2 separate regions of the Homo sapiens genome follow, and region 2 is linked to region 1. The links are chromatin contacts, found by POLR2A ChIA-PET in ENCODE. All regions are on one chromosome and are shown on one strand. The core of a region is the stretch at or near the end of the contact, and the rest is flanking DNA. Distances in the headings are between cores, read along the strand shown. Region 1 holds the start of DCD (dermcidin). Region 2 overlaps RAB5B (RAB5B, member RAS oncogene family).

The links. ChIA-PET counts read pairs that join two places held with the same protein, here RNA polymerase II (POLR2A).
Region 2: POLR2A ChIA-PET joins it to region 1 with 10 read pairs in activated T-cell. The contact joins the enhancer-like site here to the promoter of DCD in region 1. POLR2A ChIA-PET finds 5 or more read pairs at or near these places in 2 of 52 experiments (GM12878 and activated T-cell).

What each region holds. Positions count from the first base shown.
Region 1 is chr12:54,646,254-54,650,186 of GRCh38, reverse strand. It overlaps DCD (dermcidin), which reads left to right and starts at 1,822. Exons shown (of 5, transcript NM_053283.4): 1 at 1,822-1,941; 2 at 3,028-3,066. The coding sequence starts at 1,884.
Region 2 is chr12:55,980,667-55,984,371 of GRCh38, reverse strand. All of the region lies in intron 1 of RAB5B (RAB5B, member RAS oncogene family), which reads right to left. It also overlaps the pseudogene LOC100131294. Among named protein-coding and RNA genes, the nearest start is that of RAB5B, 8.4 kb to the right of the region's middle. Within about 2 kb of position 1,656, at least 5 of the 41 ENCODE cell types and tissues checked have a DNase peak (open chromatin) inside an H3K27ac peak, as active enhancers do; they include GM12878, where a contact is called at or near this core.

The DNA of each region.
Region 1 (3,933 bases), core at 573-3,072:
CAAGAAAGTCTCACAATGAACCACACAACAGGAGAGATGGTGAGAGCTCAGATGGACTGAGTTCCCATGGAGGTGAGAGGTAGACATCCAGAGAACAGGGAAGAGCCCCAGAAAGTTGACCCAGAAAGTGGATCTGAGCTATTCCTGTTCGAATTTCACAAGTACCCTGGGTCACACTGTGGAGATGAGAGTCAGAGAGATTATGTGACATGCCAAAATCATTCAGCCTCTAAGTGGTGGAGCACAACTTTGCTTCAATCCCATAGGCTAGGAAGAGCATGCTTTGTCTACCAGGACAGAGTCCCCTGCTACCATCAATTGTCCCTTCATCTGTCTGAGATCCTTGCCTACTGTGTATCCCCTCAAGGCAAGACCACAGTCTACTCATCTTTATCTGTCTGGGTCCAACACGGTGTCTGGCACAGACAGAGCACCTCAGGAAACAAATCTCAGTCCATTTTCACCAAGGTCCCAGGAACAGGGCAAGGGCAGGCTCCACTCCGTGGAGAGAAGACATCTCAAGGAAGTAACTGGCTTTGTGAGGAGCAGAAACTAAGGTTCCAAGTTATCCTCAGCTCCCCAGCTTGGGTCTGGAATAGATGGAGGAGGGAGCTGACCAGTTTTGACACATGTATTCCTCACACGAAACCTGTAGGATTAAAATGATCATTTCTCACCATCAAATGCAAAACAGCTGAAGTGGAACACAAGAGCTGGAGTCAATAATACTGTATTGAATTTGGGATTTTTGCTGGAAGAGCAGATTTTGGGTGCTCTTACACATACACACACACACACACACACACATACAGAGAGACACACACACAAAAGGCTAATTATGTAAAATCATGGATGTGTTCATTTGCTTGATTATAGTAACCATTTCACTAAATACATGTATATCAAAACTTCATGTTACACCTTAAATATTACCATAAAATAAAAGAAGAAAGAAAAACAATTGAAGTGGGGCAGGTAAATTGCCTCTCTGAAGGCCACACAGCTAGTAAACAACAAAATCGAGTCATAAACCCACATCTCCAGGACTTTCTGCCATTTCGAAGAAAACACAAGTCCGCAGGAAGGGATTCTGAGGCAGAGAGAAGCACCTTTGGATTCTCCACTTCTCTGGATTATCCACACCACTGGCCTCCCTCCCCTATATGAAGGGCAAACTGGGAACTGACTTCATATTCTGGTTAACTTACCAGGAGAATTTTCTGGGGTAGAGGATCATTAGCTGGGACTGAAGACACCCTGGTCAGGGCCTACTGAGGCTGGGAAGCTCTGGTTACCACATGGAGACCCCTAGAGAGGACATCAGCCTCTCTGGACCTTAGTCAGGTGGGATCCCCAAATGCTGTGAGGGCAGCCCCCTAGGGTGGGCTTAACCCACTCAAGGGAAGCCTCAGCCACCCCCACTCTCTCCTAAGGAGGCTGGATCTGACATCTTGGGCCCCCCTTCTGTTTCCAGGTGGAAGGAGAGCCTTCTGGGCACAGCCCTCCTGCCAGGGCCCTCTCCAGAAACCTCTCACAGTCTTCCCCAGGACCCCAGATGCAATCAGAGATGGGAGCCCAGGGACAAGCGAGATGGGAAGGGGAGAGGCAGGAAAAGGATGCCAGTCAGGACAGTGCCAACTCCAGAGCTGCTGTCCAGGACCTACCTGCAGGGAAGGCGGGCACCAGCCAGCCCCAGCCAGCCTTTGTTGACTTAACAGGTGGCTCTGAGGTGGGAGAAGAGGAGGAGGAGAACACACCACTGGAAGACTGGTTCCCATTGGTCCCTGTCATGCTTAAAAAAAGGCCCAGAGAGGCAGTCTTGACACCCTAGATCCCAAGATCTCCAAGGATTTGGTGGCATACCCACTCCAGCACACAGAAGCATGAGGTTCATGACTCTCCTCTTCCTGACAGCTCTGGCAGGAGCCCTGGTCTGTGCCTGTGAGTATGGCTCTTCCCCGACACCCAACCATATAGTCCCCTGAAGACTGGGCCCTGCCTTCATTTCCCCTTCCCCTCCTCGCCAGAGGCAGTTCACCCAAGTCTGTCTCTGTAGCCCACTCCTGCCTCCCACTAGGTTCTCCACACAGGGACTCTATGGTCAGAGGAAGCCAGGAGCCCTGTGGCCCCAGCCTGGCTCTCCATTGCCTCTCCTCTCAGTCTGTGATTGGCCCACTCTGCTCCAACCACTCTGGCATTCTTTTTCCCCTCAATGAACCAAGCCATTTCCCACTGCCAAGACTTTTGCACATCCTCTTGTCTTTTCCCCTGCCCATTATTTCACCCACCCACGTCAACCTCCTTCCTACTCAATTTCCAAGTGTCCGCCCTGCTAGCTCTCTGTGTCCATGTATTTCCTCACAGCAGGCTTGCTGAAGCCCCAGAATCATTTTGGCCCCTATTTTGCATTTTCTTGCCTCCTGTATTTTTCCTTCCTAGCACTATCACAAATGTAATTAAATAATTGTTTATGTAATTATGTTAATTCCTCCAAATCCCCCATTGACTGTCAGCTTCCCCGAGCAATTACACTGTCTGTCTTCCTCACAGCTGTATCTCTAGCCTCTAACACCATGTCTGGTGCATAATGCGTGCTTCATTCATGCTTTTGGAAGAATAAAGAAATGGAGGGAAGGTCCTTCTGAGGTCATTCTATCAGGTGACAATCAGAACAACTCCTGCCCTGTCACTAGAGCAGGTGCTGTGGTCATGCCCTCGTGGTCATGCCCCTTCAACTTTCATTATGAAACTTGGACATCTAAGACATAGAAGAGAGTCAGAGAATGATTCCATTTCCATAGGGATGTTCTGAGTAGCCTAGGTCTAGGGAGGATAACAGAGAGAGGGATTTGGTTGAGATACCAAAAAGCATTTCTAGTGGGCCCCTTGTGAAGCAGAGATTTCTCTCCTGTCTGTCCACTGCCACACTCCTGAGATTAGAGGCCTGGGAATTCTAGGCAGCCCTGGCTGGATACAGCTCATGCAACTGTGCCCTACTTGACATGGTCACTGTTCCCTCCTTTGCAGATGATCCAGAGGCCGCCTCTGCCCCAGGATCGGGGAACCGTGAGTCCTTTCTCTTCCTCCTGCCCCAGTCCTGGGTGGGAGGGTTAATGACTTGGGATATGAGTGGAGGAAGTCAGAGAAGCAGAAGGGGGGTCCGGGGAAGGAGAGTTGGGAGGCCGACTTTTAGGAGACATGGAGAAGGGAGACTTCCTGAGAGACTCATGCACTGGAGAAGGACAGAGCATGGGGGAAAGGGTGGCCCTGTCTGGAAGTAGAAGTGGAGTAAGAAAAATGGGAAAGAAAAGAATACTTTTCTTGAGCAAGAGGAGGAACTTCACATTAGATGGGTTCAGAGGTTTTCATCTGCCCCACCTTCACCAACAATTTCAATTCAAAAACCTTTCACGTGGTTTCCCATTTCTCATCACGAAACTCTCACCTCCTAGCCTGACATTCAGGGTATCCATGATCTAGATCCAGGGTACTTTTCAAATATAATTTCCCTAGACTCCACTGCTTGCATTCTCCACATCAAACGTTATACATTTGTTTCATCAGACAGCATGAGTAACTTTCTACTACCCAACGTTCCTCTTCCTGGGTACCTTTTCAACCCCTACCTGTCCGTGCTCTAACAAGCTTCAAGTCCCAGCTGCTCTCTGAAGCCCTCCCTGCCTGGTGTGTATGGTGCCTCTGTCCCAGTCTCTCCTTTCATCCCTCCCTCTTCTGGGCTTCCCATATATAGCAGTTTTGTCTCTTTTCCTAGACTGTAAGCCCCTGAGAGAGAGATCTAATTCTCATTCATTTCTACTTCCCCAGCCATGTACACACTCTGGATAATTAACGGCAGAAAGATAAACTGTATTTCTGCACATCTTCACTGCACTGCGAGCCCCAACCACAGCACACACCTGCACCCTCCCTGCC
Region 2 (3,705 bases), core at 407-2,906, 1.3 Mb before region 1:
CTAAAAATACAAAAATTAGCTGGGCGTGGTGGCGCGTGCCTGTAGTCCCAGCTACTTGGGAGGTTGAGGCAGGTGAACTGCTTGAACTTGTGAGGTGGAGGTTGCAGTGAGCTGAGATTGCACCACTGTACTCCAGCCTGGCGACAGAGCAACAGCGAGACTCAGTCTAAAAAAAAAAAAAAAAAATTAGCCGGGTGTGGTTGGTGGCCGGCATTTGTAATCCTACTCGGGAGGCTGAGGCAGAACTGCTTAAACCCGGGAGGCGGAGGTTGCAGTGAGCCGAGATCGTGCCACCACACTCCAGCCTGGGTAACAGAGCAAGACTCCACCTGGGGTGGGTAGGGGGGAGATCGGGGGCAGGGAAGAAGCCACAATATGAAAGTGGTACAGAGAAAGAAAAAGAGAAAAAACAGGCCTGGCAGAGCGGCCCATGCCTGTAATCCCAGGGGTTTGGGAGATAAAAGGGGAAGCCTTGCTTGAGGTGAGGAGTTTGAGACCAGCCTAGGCAACATAGCGAGACTGAGTCTCTAGAAAACATTTAAAAAAATTAGCTGGGCATGGTGGTATGTGCCTGTAATCCCAGCTACTCCAGAGGCTGTGGTGGGAGAATCACTGGAGCCCAGGAGTTGAAGGTTGTAGTGAGCTGATTACACCACTGCACTCCAGCCTGGGCGACAGAACAAGACGCTATCTCTGGAAAAAAAAAAAAAAAAAAAAGGAGACATAACTAAAGGGTAAAGAGGAAGTTAGCAAAAGAATGAGAGGTGAGAACTCAAGGTCCCAAAGTAGACTAGATTAATACAGAGGAACATGACAATTACTTTGATTCTACTGGGTATTCTGTAGTCCCCTTGGTCAGTCAGTCTTAAAAATTCAGATATACATGTACCATTTTATGATTAAGTTTTCAATGGCCTATGACGAAAGGATCAAAATAAAGATGATACAGCAAATTTTTCATAAAGCTAAATTTATTCAATTTAAATGAGTATCTTTAATTATAACATTTTAAAATTTATTTTCCATTTTTAGAGAGAGTCTCACTCTGGTGTTTGAGAGGTCAGGAGTTTGAGACCAGCCTGGCCAACATATAGTGAAACCCCGTCTCTACTAAAAAATACAAAAATTAGCTGGGTGTAGCGCCACATGCCTGTAGTCCCAGCTACTTGGGAAGCTGAGGCAGGAGAATCGCTTGAACCCAGAGGGCGGAGGTTGCAGTGAGCTGAGATTATGCCACTGTACTCCAGCCTGGGCAACAGAGCAAGACTCCGTCTCTCAAAATAAAAAATAAATAAAAGAGAAGACAGGTGACACCATAATAAAAAAAAAAGGACAGATGATAAGCTGATCAAGTTTCCTTCAGGTGACATATATATGCTATACTCTCAAGAAACAATAGAAAAAGTTACTGGTTTTTTCAACTTACTCCCTTACATTTTTATGTATTTCAAAGCATGTGATCCAAGGGGTAGAATATTAAGCCTCAATGTTACTACTCTACAATAAAGGAAAATGTGGGAGTTAGAATGGACTGAATTCTCATGGCTAAACATATCACTTGAGCTCTGGGGGAGTGTAAAGACAGGAAACAATTGCAGACACGCTTGAGTTGCAAAGTCTCTGTCACTAACTCTCAGAGATGGGAAGTCAAGCCAGAGCCCAGATGTGGTCAGCAAGCTTTCTTGCTACTAAGCAACCTTGGATTCTCAGAGATCAGTAACTACTGACTTAGAAAAGACTACCTCGTACCCTAATATGTAGCCTTAAGAGTATGTTCTGGCTGCACATCATGGTTCACGCCTGTAATACCAGCATTTTGGGAGGCCAAGGCAGGAGGATCACTTGAGCCCAGGAGTTTGAGACCAGCCTGGGCAACATAGTGAGATCCCACCTCTGAAAAAGAAAGAATATGTCCTGCCTTCCTCCCTGTTCACAGCAATTGTTGAGCCACCTCTAAGCTTTGATCTTTAATCTTATCATGTTTATAAGGGTATCATTTAAAAAATATAATAGCTAGACTCTCAAAAATTCTGTGGTACAGAAATGAAATAATACATATAAGATTCAATTATTTATTTTCTATTCTCATTTTTTCCCACAAAAATACTAATTTTTTTTTTTTTTTTTGGTAAACCAGTCAAGTGGTATGATGATTATTACCTTCAAACCCGAGACAAAAAAAAGGGAGATGGGGCAGGTTTCTCTTCCTTTCAACCTTTTTAGCTCAGAAGAGAAGAAATCAGATTTAACTTCCCTTAGAAGTGCAGCTCTGCCGGGTGCAGTGACTCATGCCTGAAATCCCAGCACTTTGGGAGGCTGAGGTGGGCGGATCACCTAAGGTCAGGAATTCAACACCAGTCTGGCGAACATGGTGAAACCCCGTCTCTATTAAAAACACAAAAATTAGCCAGGTGTGGTGGCTGACACCTGTAATCTCAGCTACTTGGGAGGCTGAAGCAGGAGAATTGCTTGAACCTGGGAGGCAGAGGCTGCAGTGGGTCGAGACTTTGCCACTGCACTCCAGCCTGGGTGACAGAGCAAGACTCCATCAAAAAAAAAAAAAAAGAAGTACGGCTCTACAAGAATGACTTATAAAATGACCCATTAACTAGGGAGGATTGAGGCCTGACCATGGGTTAGCCCACTAGATGCAGGAGACCCATGGAGGATGTTCTTTAATGTGGGCAACTCTCCCAAGCAGTGCAGCAAAGTAGGCATAACAGTAAAAGTGTCTTAGCAGTCCCAGCTAGAGTAAGACTCCATTCCTCAAGCCCCCTTCCACTTGTTAGCTTTGAGTCCCTAAACCAAATACATATGAAGTCTCCAGAAGTCTATCACCTATCAACAGAGACAGAGTTCTCGGTATATATAGCCACTGGAGTCCAACCCAGTACCAGTTGTCAGCCTTAAGGTCAGTCAGGCAGATCAGAGCCAGTCTAGAGGTCATTTAGTCCAGTCTCTATATTTTATAGGTGAGGAAACCGAGACACATACAATTAGTCAATTTGGGCTAGGCGTGGTGGCTTACACCTGTAATCCTAGCACTTTGGGAGGGCGAGATGGGCAGATCACCTGAGGTCAGGAGTTTGAGACCAGCCTGGCCAACGTGGTGAAAACCTGTCTCTACTAAAAATACAAAAATTAGCTGGGTGTGGTGGTGCGTGCCTGTAATCCCAGCTACTCAGGAGGCTGAGGCACGAGAATTGCTTGAACCTGGGAGGCAGAGGTAGCAGTGAGCCGAGATCACACGACTGCACTCCAGCCTGGACAACAGAGCGATTCCGTCTCAAAAATAAATAAATAGCCCCATCCCTTCCCCGGCTCCCCCGGTGTCCGCCATGGCCAAAGCCTACGACCACCTCTTCAAGTTGCTGCTGATCGGGGACTCGGGGGTGGGCAAGACTTGTCTGATCATTCGCTTTGCAGAGGACAACTTCAACAACACTTACATCTCCACCATCGGAATTGATTTCAAGATCCGCACTGTGGATATAGAGGGGAAGAAGATCAAACTACAAGTCTGGGACACAGCTGGCCAAGAGCGGTTCAAGACAATAACTACTGCCTACTACCGTGGAGCCATGGGCATTATCCTAGCATACGACATCACGGATGAGAAATCTTTCGAGAATATTCAGAACTGGATGAAAAGCATCATGGAGAATGCCTCAGCTGGGGTGGAGCACCTCTTGCTAGGGAACAAAT